Linked DNA regions of Mus musculus: region 1 is linked to region 2. Evidence: chromatin loops called from intact Hi-C (ENCODE). Cell type or tissue: heart. All regions are shown on one strand. Links, peaks and the distances in the headings refer to the core of each region. The heading gives the core; the rest is flanking DNA.

Region 1 (12,429 bases), core at 1,658-9,657, 300 kb before region 2:
ACCACGAAAGAGAGCGGCTCTGCACCTGCCTGGGCAGCACAGTGGAGCTGGCCCAGTAGTGGGGGTGTGGCTGAGCTGCCCCAAGGGCATGAGTGTGGGAGAAATGACTTGTCTACTATGGGTGATGGGTGTCGAGATGATGCCCTCTGCCCTCTCACCCTTTACCTGAGTCGGTAGAACTGTTGGGTCACGTGAAATGGCTGGTCCTGATGATCCAAAACTGCAGGAGCTCCGTGGTATGGGACAACAACAGGAAAACTGGAAGGAGGCTTGGTGAGGATTCAGTATTAATTGTGTCATAGAAGGAAGAGACCTCGAACCAGACCATTGACTCATTGCAATGAACATTCACAGGTGAAGATGTATGGACAGAGGGGCACACTGTGGGATACACCGTGACGCACTGCAGCTTCTATAATGAGATATTTCCTAAGCTTTGTTTTGTCCTTTTTTGTTTGTTTGTTTGCAGGTTTTTATTTCTGGGGGAGGTTGTGAGGGCAGAGAGTGAATACAAGGGAATGGGGAGATGAGTGGGACTGGGGTGCATGATGTGATGAAACTCATAAAGAATGAATAAAAAGTTTAAAAATATTACACTACAAGATTTTAATACCAGCATTTAAGGGGAAGGGTCAGATCTCTGAGTTCAAGGCTACATAATGAAACCCTGTCTCAAAAAAAAGCTATTACATTTTTATTTGTTGTGTTGTACACACACACACACACACACACACACACACACACACACACACACACACACACACAGTGCCATAGCATATGTAGAGGTCAGAAGACAACTTGTAGGGGTCTAGTGTATCCTTCTATCATGTAGGTTCTGGGGTCATTCTTGGAAGCAGTTGCCTTTGCCTGCTGAGCTATCTTGTTGGCCCAAGAAAGATCTTAAACACTCATTGTGTTATTGTGAGATGGGATCTAGTGTATTATTTCCTTTATTGTATGCTTCACCATAAGATATAACTTTTTGGTTATTGTTGACTTCAGGATAGATTTAAGAGCCAGGAGAATAAAATTATCACTTTTATTTTATTTTTTATTTGGTACCTTTTATTCTTTGAAAGTTCTATATATTTATACAACAATAAAAAACATCAGTTTTATGTCCAGTCATGGTGGTACATGCCTTAGTTCCAGCACTTGGGAGGCAGAGGCAGGTGAATTTCTGTGAGCTGTAGGACAGCCTGATCTACATAATACATTCCATGCCAACCAAAGCTACATGGTGAGACCTTGTCTTCAGAACACCACCACCACCACCACCACCAACCTTCCAGACCCACATCAGTTTATAGGCCCGTTTCCCAGGGCCCAAGTGCAGAGTGAGCCCTCAATAAACACTTGTTGGAAAGAAGACGCTGAAGGTAGGAACAGGAAGGGAGGTAGACTGAGTACATCATCAGCTCTACTCTGCTCTTAGCATACAATTCAGAAAGACTTAAAATATGACTCTCAGTGGTAAAAAAGAAAAGGGACTATGATCAGGAAATTCCATTCTGGCAGTCATCTTATCAATGCTAATTTTAAAAAATTTATTATTATTATTATTATTATTATTATTATTATTATTGTGTGTGTGTACATGAGCTTGCCACAGTGTGAATGTGGAGGTCAAGAGATGGCTTTGTGGAGTCAGTTCTCTCCTGCCACCTTCGTGTGGGCTCCGGTGATTGAACTCTGGTCATCAGGTTTTCCTGGCAAGCAATTGACTGTCTCTCCCCGGTTTTAGTTTTGTCTTGACCCACTGTGCCTCTATTACACTATATTAGGGCATGGAAAATCTCTGCTGTAAAAGGACAAGTTCCTGGTTTATGTTTTAGATCTGAAACCACTTAGTGCAAATGTCTGCTTGAAACCTTATAAAATTATAGTATATCCTCAGGGCTTTAACAGTGACTCTATTGAAACTAGGCAAGAATCCACCGGTATCCTTGCAGACTGATCTCTCTCTCTCTTTAGCTGGCCATTGTAGTGTTTCTGTTGCTTTCATTACAGTAAATATATGGAGAGGGCATGCTCATGCCATGGTATGCATGTACAGTCAGTTCACTATGCGGGCCCTGCTGGCGGAACTCATCAGACTTAGTAGCAAGTACCTTTACCTGGGCTCTCTCCCTAGTCCTTTGCTATTTTTGGTTTTGCTTTTTATTGTTTTGCTTTGAGACAGTATTTTGCTATGGAGTCCTGGCTGGTCTGGAACTCATATGCAGACCACGAACAAGATAACTTCAAATTTAACAATGATCGCCTTGCCTCCATATCCTGAGTATTGGGATTAATGAGGCATGCACCAACATGCTTAGCTGGCACTTCTTTTAATTTTTTAAAAAAGATATGTGTGCTGGGCAGTGGTGGCGCACGCCTTTAATCCCAGCACTTGGGAGGCAGAGGCAGGCGAATTTCTGAGTTCGAGGCCAGCCTGGTCTACAGGGTGAGTTCCAGGACAGCCAAGGCTACACAAAGAAACCCTGTCTTGAACCCCCCTCCCCAAAAGAAAGTTATGTGTGTGTGTGTTTGCATGAATGCAACATGTGTACAGATGCCCAAGGAGGGCAGAGAAGGGGTTAGAGCCACTGGAGCTGGCCTTACAGGGTTGTGAGCCACTTGAATAGGAGCTAGGAACTGAACTCAGGTCCCCTGAAAGAGCAGGGAGTGCCCTTAAGCACCAAGCCATCTTCCCAACACTCAGCAATGTGATTGTTGTCTTTATTTTAATTAATTAATTAATTAAGTAAGTAAGTTATTGGGTGAGCACTACAATGTACAGAGGTGGTCAGAGAACGACTTGTGGAGACAACTGTCTTCTTTCCGTAGTGTGGGGCCTTCCAAGGGATCGAATCCAGGTCGTCAGGTTGGCCCCAAGTGCCTTTACCAGCTGAGCCATTTAGCTAGCCCCAGAATGCTAGTTCTTGATCAGTTATTGAGTGTGGAAGGATGCTTTAACAGACTGAGCTGTATTTCTTCCGTATTCTCTTACTGATGGGTGGGGGTCAGTGCGGATTCTTACTAAGCTTTTGGGTAACGGAATAGAGAAGTGTCCTCGAGGTTCTCCAGACAGCCGGAAGCAGAGCCGGGTTGAGAACCTGACTCTCCTGGCTCTTCCTCCAGCACCACCATGCTTTCTCTACCACCTTCCAGTCAAGGACTTGCAAAGGAGAAGCAGTCATCCCCGTGGTGCCCCAGAACTGCTCTTACTGCGCAACAGGACTTCACGAACATTTATTGAATTTATGTATTTTAAACCACGTTTAAAACAAAAGCCAACGCCTCAGGCTCCACCTCTGGAAAATCCAATTTAATTTTAAAGGCCACTTGGATGAATCCAACCAGTGGTTCTCAAATGGAATCTTGGTGAGGGCTGGTGAGACCCAGAAGGCGGCCCACCCTGTGGGTTTTTGAATCAGCCAATCTAGTGTATGGTCAAAAATATTTCCCTCTCTCAGTGTCTCTGTCTGTCTGTCTCTCTTTTCACATGTATGTATGTATGTATGTATGTATGTACGTACATATGTGTGTATGTATGTGTATATGAGTGTGTGTGTGTGTGTGCAGGTTCATGTGTGTGAGGACAAAGGACAGGCACCATCCCTCTGGTGCCGTCTTCCTTGCTTTTTGAGAGGAGTCTCATTGGCCTAGAACTCACCAGGGCTAGACTGGCTACCAGTGAGCCCAAAGATCCACGAGTCTCCACCTCCCTGCCCTGGAATTACTGGCACATTAGAATTACCACCCCTTAAAAACTTGTAGGTGACACTGGTACTCTGGGAATCTCTATATCAAAAGTAACTGGGATAAATGCTACGAGCCTACAGCCATACAGCCAAGTCTATGGGTTTGGGACTAAGTCTATCCACAGTGCCTCATCCAGATTAGGTCCTTAGCGTGAGTGTATTGGCACTCAGCAGCCAGTTAATAAAAGCTCACAAATGAAACCTATTGCCTTGCCGGCCATTGCAGAAGCTGCAGAGCAGAGGGAAAGGTCCCCGATGTCCTCTCATTAAGGGAGTTGCTGATGGGATGACAGATTGCTCTTTTTTTATCTTACTTGGCAGTGTCTTTGATCCCAGAAGGCTGTAGAGCACAAAGGACCCTCAAACTCTGAAGAGATGTGGAGTAGATGTGTTGAGCATGGCTCGAGGGCAGATGAGGGTGTGGAAGCTGTGTGAGGAAGGTAAGAGTTCCCAACAGTGAGTTGGGCTTCTTAAGGACATGGCTCCTCTACCCTGGATACAAGCAAACCATTTTCCAGTCCCGAGCTTCTGTCATTCAGTGGCCATCATGTTTGAGTTGGAGTGGGGTCTGAGGTCCACCTGGAACCCCAGATATATTCTCAGGCCTTCTTGAGACCCAGGATGCAGGAGTTCCTTTGCTATAGAAGTGGAGGAAAGGGTCAGGGTCCCGCCTAAGTTTGTGCCTTCTCATAAGAATCCAAATGCTGAAACGTTCCCTTGGCTTCTCTTTCTGCCCCCCCCCCCCAGGGACAATTGCTCAGCAAAGGCTTCTGGGAGGACGACTATTAGTAGAGTACTACTAGTAGAGTTTGGGAGGTAACTCTGTGATGGAGAAGAGGAACTGTGTGCTTCCATGGAGAAACAGCACCAGAAAAAGACAGTAATGAAGGGTACGGGAAAGCCTCCTGATAGCAAGAAGGAAGGTCCCTGTGTGAAAAGGGGGCACACAAGGTAAATGGGGAAGTGCATCAGAAAGTGTTTAGTGTGAGGTTAAGGAGCACGGATGATGCCCTGTGATTATGTGACAGAGCACGGACTAGAAAGCTACAAGGCCATTAAGCTGCTTGAGCCAGTTCTACAAAGCCCTTTGGATTTTTGAGCCTGCCCTCCCGTTTATCTCCTTCTCTTCCTCCTTCCACCCTTCTCCCCGCTCTGCCCGCTTCCACCACCCCCTCCTCTCTCTTCCTCCTCCCTGTAAACTCCCTTGAGTTCTATTTTGAAACCCTTAATGGGTTTTTCCATCTCACTTGGGACATTTTGAAAATGCTCTCTGGCTTGGCCTATGTTGGGGCTGGGCCCAGGGCAAGCTGGCTAGGAGGTGGGTCCCCAGCAATAAGCAACCCACAGAATTGTGTCTGTTATTTAAGAAAAGTTTCTGGGTTTTTGGCTAATTGCAAAAATACATAATGGATGCTTTTTGCATCTGCTAGTTATTCTAGAACAGGCCTGCATCCAAGACCGAACTTTAAACAAACAATAAGATTATGGCGCTTAACTATTTCAATGTGTAACAGAAAAGGAAGCCAAGCCCCAAGAAGTTACATTAACACATGCATTCAGACATAAGCACACGAGCACTCATACCAACAGATAAAACATACACACGCAGGGTTTGGCAACAGCACACACAAATACATGCTTTCATACTAGCAGTTAGAGTATATTTGCACACCCAGCTCACACACAACTCCTATACATTGACCCTCAAGGTACATATGTAAATGGTACATGCATACCTGTATTTGAAAACACCCTCATGACACCAAACACAAAAGGACATAGACACGCAACACCAAGCACAGATGTGGCACAAATCTTCCTTTTTTCCCTAACCATATGGGTGCTCTCCCTGGATAAGTGAATGGTCCTCACAATAGGAAATACATGAAGCACTTTGTCAGCTAGCTGGGCACTGGCTGTGTCTAGGCTGCGATTGGTGTAGTTACCAATGTAGTCACAAGGGGGCACCCAGGGTCCATTCTGCGTCTGTCTACCTTCCACTTTCGAGAACAGATCAGTTTCTGTGTATACACAAGCCTGCACCTTCCTCTTCTGGTTCTCTGCACAGAGCTCTGTGGGCCCAACCTTGACTTTTTCCCAGTGTCCCCTGAACAATCATTTTTATCTTCTTCCTGTAACAGGTCACCGAAACAAGGCCTCTTCCAGCAGAACGATGCACCTTACCTAACTGGATTTACTAAGTCCTGATAAACACATGACTCCTACTTAACCCTTCTCTGGGAGCAGCTGTTAACATCTTCAGCCTATCCCAGAATCCTCCAGTGCAGAGTCGCCAGAGTCACTAATACACATTAAAGTAACGGGGTAAATGAGCTTATGCCAAGCCAAAATGCAGGCTGCACCCCAACTGATCAGGTGGAAGAGGTCTCTGGCCTTCCACACTCTCCTGGCTTTTTGTGTCTCAGAGTTACAAATGTCAGTTTCTAAACACAAGGTAGAGGCCGCAGGAGTAGCTCAGTAAGTAAACCACTCACTGTGCATGGCCGAGGACCTGAGTCTGCAGAACCTACACAGAAGCCTAGTGAGACAGCTTGCACACCTGTGATCCCAGCTCTCCGTGGGGAGAAAAGAGATCAAGAGAGAAGAGACCCCCCAAAGCACAAGGACCACAGCATATGCAGCAGTGAACAACAAAGATCGTCTGTATGAAACAAGATAGAGGTGTCCTAGAGTTTCCATTGCTGTGAACAGTCGCCATGACCAAGGCAACTCTTAATAAGGACAACGTTTAATTGGGGCTGCCTGACAAATTCAGAGGTTAAGATTATCATCAAGGTGGGGAGCATGGCAACTTCCAGGCAGGCATGGTGCAGGAGGAGCTGAGAGTTCTACGTCTTGTTCCAAAGGAGAAGGCTGACTTCCAGGCTGCTAGGACGAGGGTCTTAAAGCCGACACCCACGGTGACACACACACTTCCTCCAACAAAGCTGCACCTCCAAATAGTGCCACTCCCTGGGCCAAGCATATTCAAGCCACCCCAGAAGGTAAGGACACATGAGGCTGCTTAGTGAACAACAAAGATAGCCTGTGTGAAACAAGATAGAAGGTAAGGGCACATGACTTGCACACATGTACTGTGGCACACACATCAGCACTCACACACACCACATACACATACAAATGAGTTTAAAGCTTCCCATACAAGGTAGGGACAGGAAGACAGGAAGCCATGAAACCCATGCTTTTCAGATTCCTGGGCAGGAGTGCTCCGTTCTCCTCACTAAGTAGCTCAGACTCCTCTAACAGACACCCCTACAGTTCATTATGACGAGGCCCTGAGCAATTCCAGAAACAAAGGACTGATGCCCTTCCAAAGATGTAGGGTCTGCTGTGTGCATGGGACCAGCACACCATGGGGCACGCAGCAGCAGACCCAGTGCAGGGAGAGGTTGTGAGGAACTTTCTAGAGAAATGGAAGGAGAAGGAGGAAGAGTTGAGGAACGAGCATTGTATCTGCTTGGTTAATCCTCATAGACGCAGCCTGCGCGTCTGTGGTCTGAAACCCTAACCACCGGTCCAGAGTGATTTTTATTGATGTAAGCAGAGGACAAGCTTGAGACTCACAGGCCAAAAGCAACCTGGGATATTTGGTTTCTATGGCTTCACAATAAAACACCTGCTTATTACCTCGAGTTCGGCAGGTCAGAAGTTTGGGAAGAGTCAGCTGGGTTCCCATCGTGCTGTCAGAAGTCTAAGATCAAGAAGTCAGCTGGTCCAGGCTCTTCCTGGAGGCTGTGGAAAATTCACCTCCAAGCTCCTTCCTTACGACTGAAGGGCAGAGGACCTCATTTCCTTGCCTACTGCTGCTCATCAGGGTCCTTGGCTCTGAAGACTGCTCTAGGGACTTTTCCACATGTCCTTCCATCTTCAACACAGCCAAGGAGGCAGGATCTTTCTTGTGGTTTGCATCTGTTATCTCTGTTGCCAAATGGACAGAGTTGACTTAAACGACTCAGGTGACAACAATGGCTTTGACTAAGTATCCTCGCATCTTATGTCGTCTGGTCAGTTCCTCAGCTGCAGCTGTTAAATCTCCTTTACCTTGTAGTTCATGAAGGAGGGAATTATCTTCGGGTGGCGGTCAGAACTCTGCCCAGAGGGCCTTTACCCTCATGCAGCCTTGTCCCCTTTGAGCATGTGATTTGGCTTTATAGCAAAGGGTCAATTATCAGACTGTGGCCAATCAAGTTGTAAGAGCCCGTTAAAAAAAAAAAAAGTTTCTCTGGCTGGCAGGAGAGAAGAAAGGCAAAGAGGCCCAGGCATGGGAAGCACGTGTCCTGCAGTTGCTTGCTTTGAGGATAGAGACGGCCTTGTGCCAGGGAGGGAGAAAGTCTGGCAACTGGAGTGGCCTGAAGTTGACAGCGAAGACTCAGGGGTTGGCAAGGCCGTGCCTCCAAGGAACTGAATTCTGCTAGTTGGATGAGCCTGGTTGTGGATTCTTCCTCAGAGCTTCCAGATAAAAGCCTGCCTCTGGGTTCCAGTGAGCAGAATCCTGCTGAACTTACCCAAACTCTGACAGGCAGAGCTGAGAGGAACGAAACAGTGCTGTTCAGAGCTGCTAGCTGGGGGAAATTTGTTGTTCAACAATAGACAACTACTACACCAGGCAGGGCATGGCGATCTCTGATTACCATATACAGCTCTCCCCCCCCTCCCCCCCCCGACTTTTACTTTTGTCTGTTTAAAAGTAAGTTTCGATGTAAATGAAATAAATACCTAATAAAAAAACAAAATAAAAAAAGTAAGTTTCATGTGAAGTTTATTTGGCCTTTAAAACATACTAAATTTTAAAATGTGTCTATTTTTAAGTATTCTTGGCTATTTCTTCTTTTATTCTTTTGTGCCATATAGTTTTTATGTTTTATATTTTTGTTTTATTTTTTTATAGTTTTGACAGATTCAGTTTCTTACTGAGCCTCTGTGAGGATATTAACAAAAATTTTAAAGTCTGTTTTTAGTTCTTTTCTGCTTCTCGTATTGTTTCCTGAGGTCATTGGAGATGTTTGTCTTTCCCTGGGTTTAGAGGCATCCCTCCAATAACCTTTGCTAGTTCACACCCACGTGTAAAGGGCATGGGCTGCTCACTGCACTTCCTGTCAGCCACTAGACAACTTCCTTCACTCTCTCCACCCATGGGGTCTCCTATGGACATTCACCTTCCACAGAAGCCTGCAGCCTCTCCCTCTGGAGAGCCCATACAGGTATTTTGCTGTTCTGTGAAGAGTGAGAAAACAGACTTCCCAGGACCCACTGTTAATTCAAGCAGCACTCTGGGAAAGCAACTTGGAGAAAGAAAAGATTTATTTGGTCCACACTTCTAGTGACAGTCCATTATTGAGGGATGTCAGGGCAGGAACTCAAGCTGGAACCACAGAGGAATATTGCTTGCTGGCTAGCTTGCTCACAGGTTCATTCTTAGCTAGCTAGCTTGCTTTCGCCTTCCCTCCCTCCTCTCTCACTATCTGTCTCTCTGCCTCTCTCTCTCTCTGTGTCTCCCTGTCTCTGTCTCTGTCTATCTCTTTCTCTCTTCCTTTCTTTCTGAGACAGGGTTTCTTGGTGTGGCCCTGGCTATCCTGGAACTCACTCTGTAGACCAGTCTAGCCTTAAACTTGAAGATGTGCCTGCCTCTGCCTCCCAAGTGCTGGGATTAAAGATGTGTGTCACCACTGCCCAGTGACATTGTTTCTTTGGAGTCATCCATTAGTTTTCTCTAGTCCACAACGGAAGTTTTGGTATCTGCAAACTCTGGTGCTCATCACTCTAAGCTAATGTTTTAGGATCCTCTCCAGCCCCAAACACAGGTGCACTCTTAGGTCTTCCTCGTCTCTGAGCTGTGATGGACAGCTCACCTACACGTCTTCCTAAAGCCTTCCTCACTACCCCACCCCCCAGCTCTGCTTGAACGTCTAAAGGATGGGAGCTTGGTATGACCAGCATGATCATAGAGTAGGTCAGATTCCTCTCCCTCATCTCAATTAACAATAGAGTTTAAAAAAATAAATAAAAAGACAGTAGATTTACAGGTCACTCATCATTTCCCCTCACTTACTGTGGTCCATCTCATCTCAACTTCAGTATGAAGCCACAGGCAGCTGCTGTTATCCTCCTTCACACAATAGGCAAGCAGAGTTTTGTGGGGTTATTTAGAGGCCCCCCAATGACAGTAGCAGCTGAAAGGTGACCAACCTAAAGAGTACCTGATGCGAAAGGCTGGGAATTTGAAATGGACTTGCAAGGTCTGCTTGAAGTCTCTTCATCTCTTCCAGGAAGCCTCTTCTAATCCTGTTTGCTTCCTGTTCTAAACTTTCACAGAAAACCAAATTAACATGGGTTTGACCTTCTGGGACATTATTTGTTTTCATACCATGAAGGCCAGAAGCCATGTCCAGGCCCCGTGCAGTAGCCGAGGGACAAGGACTGTGGCTCTCTCATTGTACCTCACTGTGTGAGTCCAACTTTTTGTTGAGAGTCCAATGTGAATGAGAAAAAGTTTAAAAGGAGGCGAGGTTTACTTTGGCCCAGAAGAGCTCTGAGAGGCAGTCTGGCTCTACTGAAGTGTAATATGGGCAGTTAGTTTCCTCCTCTTTTGCCCAATGAAAGGGCCTCCTAGTTCCTTTCGGCGGAGAGGCTGGGGCAGTAAGGAAGTGCGGGATGCTCAGCTGTGAGCAGGCTCTGGATTGCCCTCGCCAAGTCCAGATTTTGCCTCCAGCCATTGGTGTCGGGATTTGCCAAACAAACCTAATCACTTAATGAGAAACGAAAATGGTGCCTGGTCCCTCCACTAAATTGCCCCTTTGAAAACAACACACAGGAGATTTATAGTAATCGCTATAATTACCTCATAAAACCCAGAGTTTGAAGACTGACACGCCTCATTTCTGGGAGGAATTTAGAGGCAACAAATTAAGGCAAAGAGTTCTTGGCCTGCTTTGTCCTTGGCTCCCTGGAACCCAGGGCTCTTCCCACAGAGTTCCTGACCCCAGCCAAATATTGTTCCAAACTGCAGGCAGGGCTTTTTTTTTTCCTCCCAGGCTTGTTCCTCCCCTTTTCAATTGGTGCTCTCAAACGAAGGTGAACCAAAGGTCCTAAGAAACCTTGGCATGAGAGCAGACACACAACTCTGAGGCCTCTTACAACATCTGAGCTAAAAGGCAGGAAGAACGGATGGGGACATACATAAAGGCCGCCCTTAGTGGAGAGAGTTGCTATGGTTACTCCTGGGCACTTGCTCTGCTACAGGCACTGGGCTGGATGTTTGGGGTACAACAGAGGGGTGGGGTTAGGACTCCCCAAAATGGTGGTGGTGGGGGGGATCATGAAAGTTCCTGTTCCCTAGAGCTTAGCTTACCTCCTAGCGGAGGCACACAGACAGGAGGCAGAAATAACAAAGAGACTCTTATAATATGGTGTTATATTAGTTCCTGTTCTTGTTCTGTGGTCAAATATCTGACAAGAAGTCACTGAAAGAGGAGAGGTTTATCTTGGCTCCTGGTCCTGGGGATACAGTTCATCACAACAGGCACAGTGGAGATCTGTGGCATAAGGAGCTTACAACATAGGTTCCCTGCATCTCAGTGGGCTAGGAAGCAGAGAGGGAATCCAAGCAGGCCATAACACAGACAGCTCTCCCCCAGAGAGGCCTCATAACCTCCTTAAGCATAGCCACCATCTGGGGACCAAGTATTCAAACACAAGAGCATTTAGGAGACAGTTTGAGTGCTAATTGTATAAAATAGGTTTCATAAGGGCACACACACTATGAACAGAAGTAAAGTAGGGAAGGGTCACAAAACGTGGGGGCCTAATTTTGTTTTGGGTGGTCACTAAGGGTAGTGGAGCAAGCCAAGGAAGAGCCCACCATAGATATATGAGGGGACGTATTCCCAGTTAGTGGGAGGATCTACTTCAGAGGGAGGGAGTAGGAGTGGGCATGATCCTTACTATCTTCCAGGAATAATAGCCCAGGAGGCCAGTGCAGCGGGAGCAAGGACAGCTATGCGGGGCACTGGAGGGATTGCCTTGTCCCAGTCTAGGAGGTCACTGGAGAGTGACAGAGAATAACACCACATGATTGCAGTCCAAAAAAAAATTTAGATTCTTATTGTATCTGATCACCGTGTTGAGATTTTTGGTTAGGAGGCTGCAGAGATGGCTCAGTGGTTAAGAGGGCACCCTGCTCTTCCAGAGGATCTGAGTTTGATTCCCAGCACCCAGGTGAAGTGGCTTACAACCACCTATAGCTACAGCTGTAGGAGATCTAATGTCCTCCCTTAGCCTCTGTGCACACTGCACCAATATGTGTAGAACCACACACACATACACATAATTAAAAATACTTTTTTTTTCCAAAGAATTGAGCCGGGAGGCAGAGGCAGGCAGATTTCTGAGTTCAAGGCCAGCCTGGACTACAGAGTGAGTTCCAGGACAGCCAGGGCTACACAGAGAAACCCTGTCTGGAAAAACCAAATAAATAAATAAATAAATAAATATTTTAAAAAATAATTGATAGTTGGGCTGGGGATATAGTTCAGTGATGGAGCATTTCCTTAGTGTCTTGAGCATCACAGACAGACAGGGAGACAGGCAGACATCACACACACACAAACACACAGATACACACACTTGATTAATTAAAAATAAAGGCTTATGATACACATCGGTA
Region 2 (12,429 bases), core at 1,829-9,828:
GGGGATTGAACTCAAATCTTCAAGTTTGGCAGCAAACCTCTTTACACACTTAATCATATTGCCGGCCCAGCCCCACCATTAAATTACTTTGAAAACGCTACTTAATTTCTTGGTCTCTGTTTCTAGATCTGATAATTGGAATTATAACAGTTCCTACTTCTTGGCAGCAGAAACAGGAAGCAGCAGGCTGACCACATCTCATTTGCATACAGGAAGCAGCAAAGACAGAGCAGGAAGTAGGGCAAGGCTAGAAACAAGTGGTTTTCAAACTTTTCTAACGCTGTGACCCTTTAATACAGTTTCTCATGTAAACACCTCTTCCCCGTGATAAAATTATTTTATTGCTACATCATAACTATAATTTTGCTACTGCTACAAATTTTAATGCAAATATTTGATATGCAGGATAAACTCTCAAAATCCTCCCAAAAGTGATGTTGTTCTTCTAGCAAGGTTTCATCCTTTAAAGGTTCCACTTCCCCAAACAGCACTACCAACTGGGGAATCAAGTGTTCAAATATATGTACCCATGGGGGACATTTCTCATTCAAACCACCAGTGCCTGTTATAGTAAAGGAAGGTAATAGGTTAAAAAAGAAAGATAGGAAGAAAAGAGAAAAACTTCAGATGACAAACTTAGTGAATCTTTCACATCAATCCACCTCTATCTTCCATGTTTGCTTTCCCATTTCTATCACATTGTTGCTTCTTTCATGAATGTTCTAGAAAGAATTGTGACCTCAGTCATTCAACAGATATTTACAGAACACTTCTGGATGCTAGGTGTGACCAGATGCAGAGACTGCTTACACAAAGAGGAACTCTGGGTTCAGCTAGTATTGAATCATGGGCCCTTCCATCTTCTCGCAAGGAGACTCCCTCCCAGGAGCCAGGAGGACCTGTGCTTGCTGGCAGGCAGAACAGATGCTATGGGCTTGAAACACTGGGATGTCCACTTTGCTCTGCTCTCGCTGCAGCCAGGCATGCTGAGCCTTGGTCACATTAGAGTCCTGGCTCTGCCAGTTTGGAGCCAGGCCACTTGTTCTTGGATAGACTCCCTTAATCTTATAAACCCTGGCTTCCTTACAAGTAAAACTAGGGTATAATGCCTGCCCTGCTTCAATGCCCGAGTTTCTGTGAGAGGAGATACTGGCGATACAAGGGAGACAAGAGCCCATGCCTCCCCTCCTCACCATCTGAGGGAAGGAAGCAAACACGCCAAGCTGTGTACTTTCATTCTCTACATGATTCTCCCACTCAGGATGCCTTTCTTCAGGCAAATTGTAACCCATACAGTTTGGTGAGAAAAGCTCCCTAAGTTCCCTAGGTCCCTATAGGTGTGGTGGGGAGCAGGACTCCTGGTCAGTCCTGGACTGTGACTTAACTCTCTCTTTCCAGGCTGGAGAGAATCCATCGTGGACCTCAGGCTGTTAGAGCTGAGCTTGGGCCAGGGATGTGCAGTGGGTCTTGGTTGGAAGATATGTGTAACCCCCCCTCCACTCCCACACATAAGACATCCAGGCATAGAGCTCATGGGAACTGCTGCAGGGCAGGGCTGGAGTTTCACTTTTGGCCTAGCTTAGATGGAGAGTGACAGGGCTGGGGGCTGCCTGACAGTTCAAAGAAGATATGTGACTCGGAGGTCAAAGTTCAGCAGAGAAGTCATTCTCTAGCCTCCTCAACTGGGAAAAATGTGTTCAAGCTGTTGCCCCTCCTGAGGTCTGCCCTGTCTTTCTGTTCCCTCCCCTGGCTCCTCGCACTTTTGGGTGGGGGCGGGGTTCTTCTGGGTCTCACTCACATGGCCTGGATCCATCCATCTTTATGCAAGAAGTTCCTGGGCTCTCGTCGCACTGAGCCTTCCTGAAGGTCAGGCTCTGGTGAAGCTGAGGTGGATAAGTTCACAGACTGGATGGAAGAAAGAGACAGAGCAGACCCTGTTGATCCAGCTGGATCTAAGCTCAGAGGATGAGAGCTTCTGTTTATCTAGTGTTCCTTATGAGCCACAGGTTGTGATGCATCACGTCACTGGACCAGCACCGTATATACGAAGCCAGTAGCTCCTATGCCATTTGGCAGCTAGAGAGCTATGAGTCACTCGGAGGGTATCTGCCTACAAGAAGCTGGTCTGGAAGCTCCAAGGCCTTATCCATTCTACCATGTGCCTTTCTCCAGAGTGGGGAGAGCTGCTCCACGAAGCTTGGAGCAGTGAGGGGTGTGTGTGGCTAGTGGTCCTCCTGGAGCACTTTGTCCTCGCTGGGCACCATGGAGCAGGCATGGGCTGGAGAGAGATTTGTCTTAAATCTGGGAGCTCAGCAGCAGCGCTTTCTCTTAGGCTCTGCCCTGTGTTCCATCTGCAGCCTTCACCTCTGCTGGCTTGATCTTGTCTTTGTTGCTAGCCCGTGGCTTCCCACTCTGCACTGTGCTTTGGCTTCAGCTGCCACTACTGAAAAGTCCATCTATTCTAAGCCATAAACCACTGAGCACCTGACCTCTTTAACTGTGTCTTAAAGAGACTCAAACAGAACCTGGTTCCAGGGCATCTAGCCAGCACCCTATATAAAGACAGCGAACCTCATATTTCTTTGGATATCCCTTCTCTGCAACCATTGCAGGAAAACCATTGCAGAAGACATCAATACTGTTAGGTCATCTGCTGTGACAATATGTCTACAGATATTCTTTTAGGTCCCTAGGAATTAGTATATGACCCTTCCTACTCAAACTGTTACCTCTTTTGCTCAGAGCTCAGCGGTCTGCCAGACTTTCCTGTTGATGGGAGTCTGGGCCATGGCAGAACCAGGATTTTGTCTAAGTAGCTAATAAGGCACTCAGCTTCTAGTGGGGAGACTGGCTGGGGAATCTTTCCTATCTCTATCACATTCCGATGACTGCCTTCTAGAACACAGCCTCCTGCAGCTTGCCAAGAAGCTGGCACTTCACATTGCCTGTTGCCCAAGGTCGCAGCCTCAGGCCAGCAAGGTGCAAGGAAGGGACCTGGTACAAGCAGCACGGTTTGAACCCCACTCCCTTCACTGGTCGGCTTTCATTGTTTTGCCAACTCGTTCCCTTCTCCGAGTCTCCATTTCCTCATTTGCACAAAGTGGAGAGAAGAGTAAATATGAGAATTAATGTGACAGCTTCGAAACACTGGCACTTTGGGGGCACTCATTAAATATGCAAAGTGGCAACTGTGCTCAATCTGAGGTGGAGCTGACAGATGAAACTGCCAGGAAACCTGGCTCTGAGCTGTCGATTTGTGGCACAAAGCTGCCTAGGTTACAGAGAGACGCTCAACAGGGCCCAGGGGATACTTTCCAGCCTGGAGCTGCTGCAGAACCAGACTCATCATTTCTGAACAGCCATACCCTTTCACACGCAGCCTCCAGTTACTCCCACAGCCCAGGCACTCACAACTACACGTGTGAACACGTCCCTGTCGGGCTAGGGTAGGGTCGTCAGGTTCTAAGGAATGAGATCTAGGCTGGATAGAGAGGGGTGGCAGTCAGAAAAGTAGCATCCAGGCCTCTTGGTTCCCAGACAGGCTAGCTCCAGAGTTCCAGGCAGCCCCTCTAGATGATCAGGACCAGGCTGGAGGGACACACGGACGGACACACACACACACACACACACACACACACACACCGCAGACCATACATTCCAACAGGTGCACAGAAGCCAAGGTACAGGCCCAGTACACACCAAACAATCAGACAAGTACCACAAGAGCCCAGCAAGTGACCCACAGGGAGCCAGACCAGGGTGCTCACATTTCTAAAGCATGCCTGCTCAGCCTTCCCTGTCTGTGTCTGCAGCGACAAGCTCCATTCTCTCTGCATCCTCCCCACCAAGCCGCTTGAGCTTAACCTGGGCATGTGGGCCGCCGCCGGTCCTGGGGCCATTATGCGGCCGCATGGCCTGCCTCGCAGGGGCGCAGAGCAAACTTAACCTTCATTTGGGAGCGCCCAGCGGCCAGAGCGCGCGGCGCAGCCATCGATCGCTGCTAATGGCCTCGTCTAAATGCGGAGCCGTTGCCTCCGCCCCCGGGTCAGGGCGCCCCCGCCCTAGCCCTGAGCTCGGTGCAAAATGGTGTTTACAAAAGTCAATATTGGCCACAGTGCTGCCCAGGCATGGAAGAGCCCCGCTGGGTGCCCCAGCACAAGGCCCTCTCCTGCTGTCCCAACTGACCCTAGTCCTGAATAGTCACCTGAAGGCCAGACATCCAACAGGCCTTGGCCAAGGTCGCAGAAGACTATCAATTGCCCGCATCCTTTCTGTTTAGTACTGTACCTAGGTATGTCTTGACTTCAGGCCCCAGCTCTTTAATGGGTCAGATCCTTTCTCTGCAAGGTCCCAGAGTGTCATTTTAAAATCCGTTTCCCAAGAATAGTTGAAGGATGGTCTTAGAGATATAATAGCCAGGAACTCCTAAAACAGACTCTCACTCTTCCTTACCTGGTTTCCTTCAGCTGGGCTAGCCTCTGCTCGGCTCAGCTTATCTAGGACAAAGCACCGTCTCTGGAAGGTTCACACCTGAATCTTGGTCTCTGCACTGAATGGCCTGGGTGTGACACTCGAACTTTTCTAAGCTCAGCATCACATGGAGGTGGGGGTCAGACACTAGGTAGCTGGACAATGGATCACCTGCTGGGGAAGCCTTCAACATGCTGACCCCAAAGCCTAGGCCAGGCCTCAGCCTGGAGCCCAGTGTTAAAACTGCACACATAGAGATCACACACCATTTAGGGTCTCCTTTTATTTTGCATTGCTAGTTTCGAGTTTTCAGGAAAACATAATAATTGCAACAGTTTCTCCCTATGCCTCTGATCTCTGGTCCCCTAAGAGGAAAGAATTAAAAGAGCAGGAGGAGGGGAGAAGGACTGGCCCCAGTGCTGTTCCTGGATCCCGCAGGGCTGGCAGACCAGCAACCAGAGCCTGCCCTCTGGTGGCCATGGCTATGCTGACAGCCCTGCTCCTGGATTTTTGGGCTTGCAGAACACATTTCAGGCACACTCCTATGTGGCAGCATATTTTAGATGGTCTTTTATTTGAGACATTATATTCGTTGAGTGTTTGAACACTAACAACCTCATTCAACTTCAGAGAGATTTCTCCGTGTCAGTCATAACAGCAGCCCCTGTGTGAGCTGTTTCTTCTCTTTCTCTCCAACACCTCATCCCACTGTGCTGATCTTTATTTTCATTATATACTGTGATTTTTCCTAAGTCACATTCTAATGAGCACTGGGTGGAAACTTGAATCCAGGCCTCCACGCTCTAGGTCTGTGCCTGCAACCATTGCACCCTTTCTACTCTAGAATCCGGAGATGGTTCAGACAGTGTGACTTGAGCAGCCTAGATTAGTCATGTCTGGAGAATCAACGTTTTAGAATCAGTGAACCCTGAGAAGAAGGTATTTTAGATGTGAGGACTCAGGAATCATAGAGAAGGGCTTGCTGCGGGGATGGTGCAGAGGGTGGTTCCTGGTTTTGCCATTTGAAGACAGACAGTATAAGGCCTGGCTAGGTGGTGCTACAGGGTGGGAAACTCAGGACAGCCTCCGGTCTCCTGACCTGCGGTTCTTTCCATGTGTGTTTCTCAATCAAAGCTTCTCCAATCACGCTCTTTTTACAGCCATCGCAATAAAGCTGTGGACTTTTGTTCCAGAACAGCACATAAAATATCCCATTATTTGCTTCCTAGCCTGAGCTTCTGTTTTACGTTTTGAGTCTAAAGTGTAAGCCTCATAAAAGGTAATCATCTAAGGCCTGTTCAAAGAGAAGCCATAAATTGCCCATTTAGCCCAATCAGCCTTTATTGTGCTCCTATGGGTACCCGAGGAGGACAACCTGGGTCCCGGGGAGAGGAAGGGGGAGCAGAAACCCCAGCTCCAGTTTCCGAGCTTCTTAACTCTCTTTAAGGGAAGAGTGCCAAGGTGTAGAGTTGATCCAAGGGACAGAAATGACATAGGAAACATCACCACTGTGCCATCCGTGTTTAGCTGCAGAGTGGGGGTGGGGGAGGGGGAGGCCAGTGGGAGCTGGGAAAGAATGAAAGCAAAGAAGGCAGGATTTGCTGTTATTATTATTGCTATTAATTGCTCAGTAATGACTATGCCCTAGGCCCTGTGCTAGGTATGGGAAGTATCTTATTGTACAGCATTCTTGCCGTGCCTTTTGGTGGGCAAACATAAGCTCAGGGAGGCAAGATGTTTACCCAAGTTCATGTAGTCAGCAATCCCAGAACTGTGATCAGACGGAGTTTTACTTGATGTGGAAGTGTTTAACAAATGTTTCCTGCCACACCGCTTTGGGGGTTGGTCTTAAATGATTGGAGTGACTTACAAATGTAGGCCACAGGGTGTCTGCAATATGCAGGGCTGGAGGGCAGCAGACAAAAAGGCTCTGGTGGTTCATGCATGCTCACCCTGTTAACTCTAACATGGGGAACCTATGTGCCTCCAAATTGACCCTGCCCAGGTCTTCTCCTGCACCCAGTGACCCAGAATTCAGCTCTGTGTTTAGGCTGTGTAGGGATGGGACTGGGATACCCTAGCCAAGTCAAGCTTCCTGGGATATGCCCTTTCCAAATTTGCTGATTGGAGGGTTCTTCTGGCTGACTCCCATCTTGCCCACCAACACCCTAATTTCTCCAAGATCTAGAGAAGTATGTGAGAGTCCATGGAGGGGCTTTGTTCTTTCTTCAGAGAGGGGGCTACAGAGGGGAAGAACTTTGTTACCCATGATCCCACAGGGTCTAAATTAAACTTGGCATACAACGATGGGGGCTCTGCCTCTGAAACTATTCCTGGGTTCACTCTGTCCCTAACCTGCCAAGTCTTGCCAAGTCTTGCCTTCTTCTCCAGCTCCTGCGTTCTTCTGCTTTAGGTTTCAGTTTTCCCATCCCTCCCCCCATCTCTCATGCCTTTCCCATCTTTCATGTAGATGTGAGAAGTCTCCTGATCAGCCTCCTCACTTCCCCTCTCTTCTATCTTATTCACCACCCACAATGTGGGCCCTGTTCCACTGAAACCCCAGTGCTCCCAAGACATTGGTCAGTCCCCCATCTTGTGTAGAAAGGCTCTTCATCACCTGCATCTGTGGGTAGCTTCAGGCTTCCCTCTTTGTAAGGTGTGATTCTGGGGAGAGTAAGCATGGTCAGATGAGTCAGCCTGCTAATCCACACACTGGGATGCTAACAGAGTCTTCACAGGAGTGCTGCAAAGATTCAACAACACAAACATATGAAGTTTTTATAGCATTGCCAGGCACCCAGTAAACACTCAATAAAATTCTCAGGGTTAACTACCATCACCACTGTCAGCTCCTAACTAGTCCTGAGCCAAACTCTTTGACCTGTTCCCCAATCTTCAGGGAAAAAAATGTTCAAGGACAGAAAAAGATTGAAGATGATTTGGTCTCATTTTAAAGATGTATGCAGTCTATCTTGTTCCTTTAAATGTGGTTTGACCTGTGGCTACTTTGACCCTTAGACTATGGCAGAAGTGACATTATGAAGTTCAGAGCTTTTCACCCTGGCTCTGGTAAGAAGTCTTGATGACACAAGAGGGGCCCCGAGACACGGGGTCACACTGATTCAGTTTTCCAGCTATCTTGTCAAGTCTTGGACAGCTAAGTGAATCTTCCTCAGTCTCACACTCCCCCCCCCCCACTCAACCCCCGTCAAACTTCTCAGTGTCCAAGTGAACAGTTGACTGAGCAGAGCTCCCTAGGCAGTCTGCCTGACTCCTGGCCTCTGAGATGGAAAGAGATTAAAATTACTGCGGTAAGCTGTTGAAGTTAGGACTGCTTGTATGGATGTAGGTAGCTGAAGCAATGAGTAAAGGGTATCTGGGCTTGCAGAGAAGGACCCACAGCTGTTGCTATGTAAAATGTACCTTAAAGTAAGTTATTATGGGTTAGGGGATAGCTCACTGCTTGATAAGACTGCTTGCCACGAAAACACCTGAATTTGATTCTCTGGAACCATCACTTAAAAAAGCCAAGTGTGGTGGCTCACATTTGTAATCCTAGCCCTGGGAAGGCAGGGAAAGGTGGATCCTTGGGGTTTGCTGGTCAGCCAGACTAACCTACTTGGTGAGCTTCAGGTCAGTGAGAGGCCTTGTCTAATCCTCAAGAGGGCTGAGGTTGCAGCCAGTGGCTGGATTGCTTGTCTAGCTTGCCAGCATGAAAACCTGAACTCAATCCCTAGCACTACATAAAGTGGAGATGCTGGAAAACATGTCATCTCAGCACACAGAAGGGTCAGAAGTTCAAGACCACCCTACGCAATATAATGAGTCAGAGGCCAGACTGGACTACACAAGACCCCTGTCTCATTAGCAAAGCAAAATAAACAAACAAATAATCCCCCACATTTATGATTATGCTTCCACTTATCCTAAAAGCATCAGTGAATTAGGCTATTTCATTATTTCCACCCTCTTAACTTTTTAGATATTTTATTTTTTTATTTAGTCAGTGTAAATTATCTTCTAGATTGAAGACCCAGTCCAGGATACAGTAGCAGCCAATCCGATCTTCAACTGGGTATGGGATGTTGTTTCATATTCTAAGAGTTTGACAAAAGCCCCTGGCCCACAGCCTGGACAGATTTTTTTTTTCTACTGCTTAATCTTCACTTGTTCCATCAGTAAAATTTGTAAATCTGAGCCTTTCACACAGTCTCCAGTTTTACTGCAACCTGGTGTTGCTTTCCAAACTTTTACCGTTGCGAGCCTCACTTGGCTGTAGTTACACAACCCATTGTCCTGTCATCGTGACAGATGGATCTAGTCTGTGAGAATTATTTAGGGCTTCTAGATTCTTTTATTATCTTATAATTAGTGGGGTCATCTGGAGGTTTCCTAGGAGATGAGGGATTGAGTCTGCATGTTTCTTTTCCTCCCTAAGAAGGCAGCTAATTCATCACGGTGGAACACCTGGCTGCACCGGCGCGCTGGCTGCACCGGCGCGCTGGCTGCACCGGCGCGCTGGCTGCACCGGCACGCTGGCTGCACCGGCGCGCTGGCGGCCTACTTGGCTGCCTCATCGGGGCTCATCTTCCACCTAATGTTTTTTCTCTCTTTCTTGACTTCATGGTTTCTTCTTGACTTTTCCTTCTTGTTTCCATGGCTAGAGACATTTAGATAACAATGCTTTACAAAGAAAGACATTTACTAGAAAAGTAAACACACATACGTCAACGTCGCCCGACTTACAGAGATAATAAAAGTGACCCTGTGTTATTACGCTTGGTTTTTCACCATAACCACCATTCGGTATGCATTTTATGAACTTGGGTGCCAAGAAGAATTTACATATTTGTGTAAACTTACCTTGATGTAATAAACCATAGGTCTCCTGCCCCTCTTACTTTTCTGTGTGCTGTTCAGATGACCGCCACTTTGCCCCTGGAAGGCATCGTAAGCTGGATCCTTATTTAAAACCACGTCACTCATAGCCTCTAATGCAGTCCTGCTTTCTAGGAATGGCAGGAGGCTTCATAGCTATTCTTATGTCCTGGTTTCTCTGCAAGCCATGGAACTGCCCACCCCAAGAGACAACACTTCCTTGAAGCAGAGAGTGGTGTCAGAGCTTAGGGCTTTGGGTTCTGTGTCAGCAAATGAAGTCTTAGTGTTGGGACACCAGCTTTTCCCTTCTGTTTTTTTTTTTTTTTTTTTTTTTTTTTTTTTTTTTTTTTTTAATCATGTCACTTGGGACAGAGATGGTGGTTTCAGCCCTCCAGGATTTGTGTTCTGGCTAGTTTTATGTCAACTTGACAGTCATTTGAGAAGAGAGAACCCCAGTTGAGAAGATGCCTCTATAAGATTGGGCTGTAGGCAAGCCGGTAGATCATTTTCTTGATTGGTGATTTATGGAGGAGGGTCCAGCCCACTGTAAGTGGGGGCACCTTTGGGCTGGTGGTCCTGGGTTCTATAGGAAAAAGGTTTGAGCAAGCCATGAGGAACAATCCTGTAAGCAGACTCCCTCCATGGCCTCTGTCTGCTTCTGCCTCCAGGTTCCTGCCCTGACTTCCTTAGATAATGGCAGTGATGTAGAAATGGAAACAAAACACACCGTTTCCTCCCCAAGTTGCTTTTGGTCATGGTGCTTTATCACAGCAATACCCTAAATAGTCACACAGCATCTCTTCCACTGCTGGTCTCGGGAAGCGTGGGCGTGTTCTCTCCTCCATCACTCCTGTTCCCTTCTTTTCTCACACTGCTATATGATAGATGGACTGTACATGTAGGTGGGAGGACTTAGAGATAAAGGAGAGACACTCAGAACATCTTTACTGCCTATGTTTTCTCATGCAACTCTTATATCAGAATCAATCCCACAATTCCTTCCAAGCATTCTCATGCTTGTATCACAGGGCTTTACCAGTGATGCAGAGTGCAAGGTACTTTTCGGCCAGCTCCAGGGATCTGCCACCACTGTCCCCCAGAAGATCAAGTGCCATGTTTCTCGTGATGCCTCCCAGCTGTCTTATGCACTTGCAGGTGATTGTGAATATAAGTGAACTCCAGTATACAGGTCCTTTTCTGCTTCTTGGACGTTACAAATGGCAGCACACCATACATAACACTTTTTAGCTCACTTTTCCACTCTATAACGTATCTTGCAGCTTACCCTATAGAATTTCACAAGCAATAGACTTGGCAGATATACTTCACCATACTTAACCTTTCCGTAGGAAAGGTTACTTGTCTCTAATTATGTACTATTATTACAAGAGATGCTTTGGAAAACAACCTTCGCACAAACAGCACTGTTGCCTGCCTGTAACTGTATCAGCAGGATAAGTCCCTGGATATGGTTGCAGGGCACTAGGATATACTATGTATTTTGTCAGTGTTGCAAAATTGCCCAAGAGGAGCAAGCCACTGGTTAGATTCCTTTATGATGTGGGGCTGCTGGCTCCACCATCTTGCCAACAGAGAATAATATAGAGCTTTTTTTTTTTTTTATGTCATCCAGACTGGTAGGATAGATTTTAGTGAGGTCTTAATTTTCATTTTTCTGATTACTGTGACCATGAGCATTTTTTTTTAGACTTTAGAGCCATTTTTCTCTAACTCTGAATATTACACTTTGCTTAGGTATATTGTTCATGGTTTCAATTGATCTTTACAGCTTACAATTTAAAGGAAATTGTGATATGAGAAGAAAGTATTTTCCCAATCCAGTATTTGCCCTGCAATTCCTCAGGAGTAATTGTTACCATTTCCATATGAACTTCAGAGTTTGTGAAGCTGAAAAAAACCCACTGTTGATATTTTTATTAAATATCATTAAATACTTTGAATACCTTACCATTGAATACTTTGAAGAAAATTTATTGTTTTCTTACAGCCAAATTTATCTTTTTTTCACGTGAAATGTTTTGTTTTTAATCATGCATAGAAAGGCCATTCTCACTCCAATTATAGAACTGTCCTCCTTTGCTTCTTGTGAACTTTCATCTTTTGAATTCAAATCTTTGAGCCACTTTGGTAAGGTGTGAGGCTGAACTTAACTTTAGTTTATTGCAGAAGGCTACCTAGTTGGTTCCGTACCATCTAGTGACTAATTCATCCTTTCTCTACTGATTTCAGAGGCCAGCTTTACAATACACAATTCCATATGTTTCTGGTCTTGTTTTGTACTTTCTATTGTGTTCCATTGGTCTGTGTGCCAGGGACAAGCTGTTTTAATAAATGTGGCTTTGTGAGTACTGCCTCAAACACAGGGCTGGTCATTCCTCACTACCACTCCCTTGCAGGCTCTTCTGGAATAGTATCGCATACATATTTTTGCAATATAAACTTTAGAATTGACTTATTTGCTTAAAATATACTGTTGATCTTTCCATTGGGATGACGTGACACATGATATTGACCTAGAGGGAACTGACATATTTATGATGTTGCATCTTCTCAGTCAGAAAAGTGCTCTGCCCTCCTCTTTGTTCAAGCATGTGTTTATGTCTCTCTGGAGTGCCTTAAAGTTTTCTTCACATAGATCTTGAGCATTTGTACTTAAGATTATTCCTATTTTATCTTTATTGTTGGTATTGTAAGTTTCCCTTATTACACAGCATCTTATAAAGAAATGTGTATAGATTTTTCTCTCTCCCTCCCCCTCCTTCTCTTCCTGCCTCCCTCCCTCCCTCCCTCTCCCCCCTACTCCAAGTCCTAGATACCCTAAGAACTCCAGACTCTTTTCCCTTTGCTCCCAGAGAGCTGGGGTCACAGGTGTGTGCTACTCTGAGCTCCTCTCCTCTCTCCTCTCCTCTCCTCTCCTCTCCTCTCCTCTCCTCTCCTCTCCTCTCCTCTCCTCTCCTCTCCTCTCCTTTCTTCTTCCTTCCCCACCCCTCTTTTCCCTTCCCTTCCCTTCGTGTCCTCTCCCCTCCCCCCTCTCCTTTCTTTTCTTTTTAAAACATATTT

What was found. A loop is a pair of places that touch in the nucleus more often than their neighbours do. Peaks named below come from ENCODE experiments on the same cell type or tissue, not always from the same donor. Only the 100,000 strongest peaks of a DNase experiment are listed, where the experiment ranks them.
Region 1: a loop joins it to region 2, with 7 times the contacts of the local background. A loop is called at or near these places in 15 of 42 quality-filtered maps.

The regions. Positions count from the first base shown.
Region 1 is chr4:114,940,886-114,953,314 of GRCm38, reverse strand. It overlaps Gm40229 (a long non-coding RNA gene), which reads left to right and starts at 2,467. Exons shown (of 3, transcript XR_868023.1): 1 at 2,467-4,186; 2 at 4,494-4,697; 3 at 5,888-6,502. In heart, for the core only: a CTCF peak has its summit at 5,699 (motif pointing right); a DNase peak (open chromatin) is centred at 5,714; H3K27me3 peaks cover 4,632 bases.
Region 2 is chr4:114,640,398-114,652,826 of GRCm38, reverse strand. The region is part of intron 1 of Gm33655 (a long non-coding RNA gene); the gene reads left to right. Among named protein-coding and RNA genes, the nearest start is that of Gm12829, 34 kb to the left of the region's middle. In heart, for the core only: a CTCF peak has its summit at 4,944 (motif pointing left); no DNase peak of the experiment used is centred there; H3K4me3 peaks cover 469 bases; H3K27ac peaks cover 607 bases; H3K27me3 peaks cover 5,112 bases.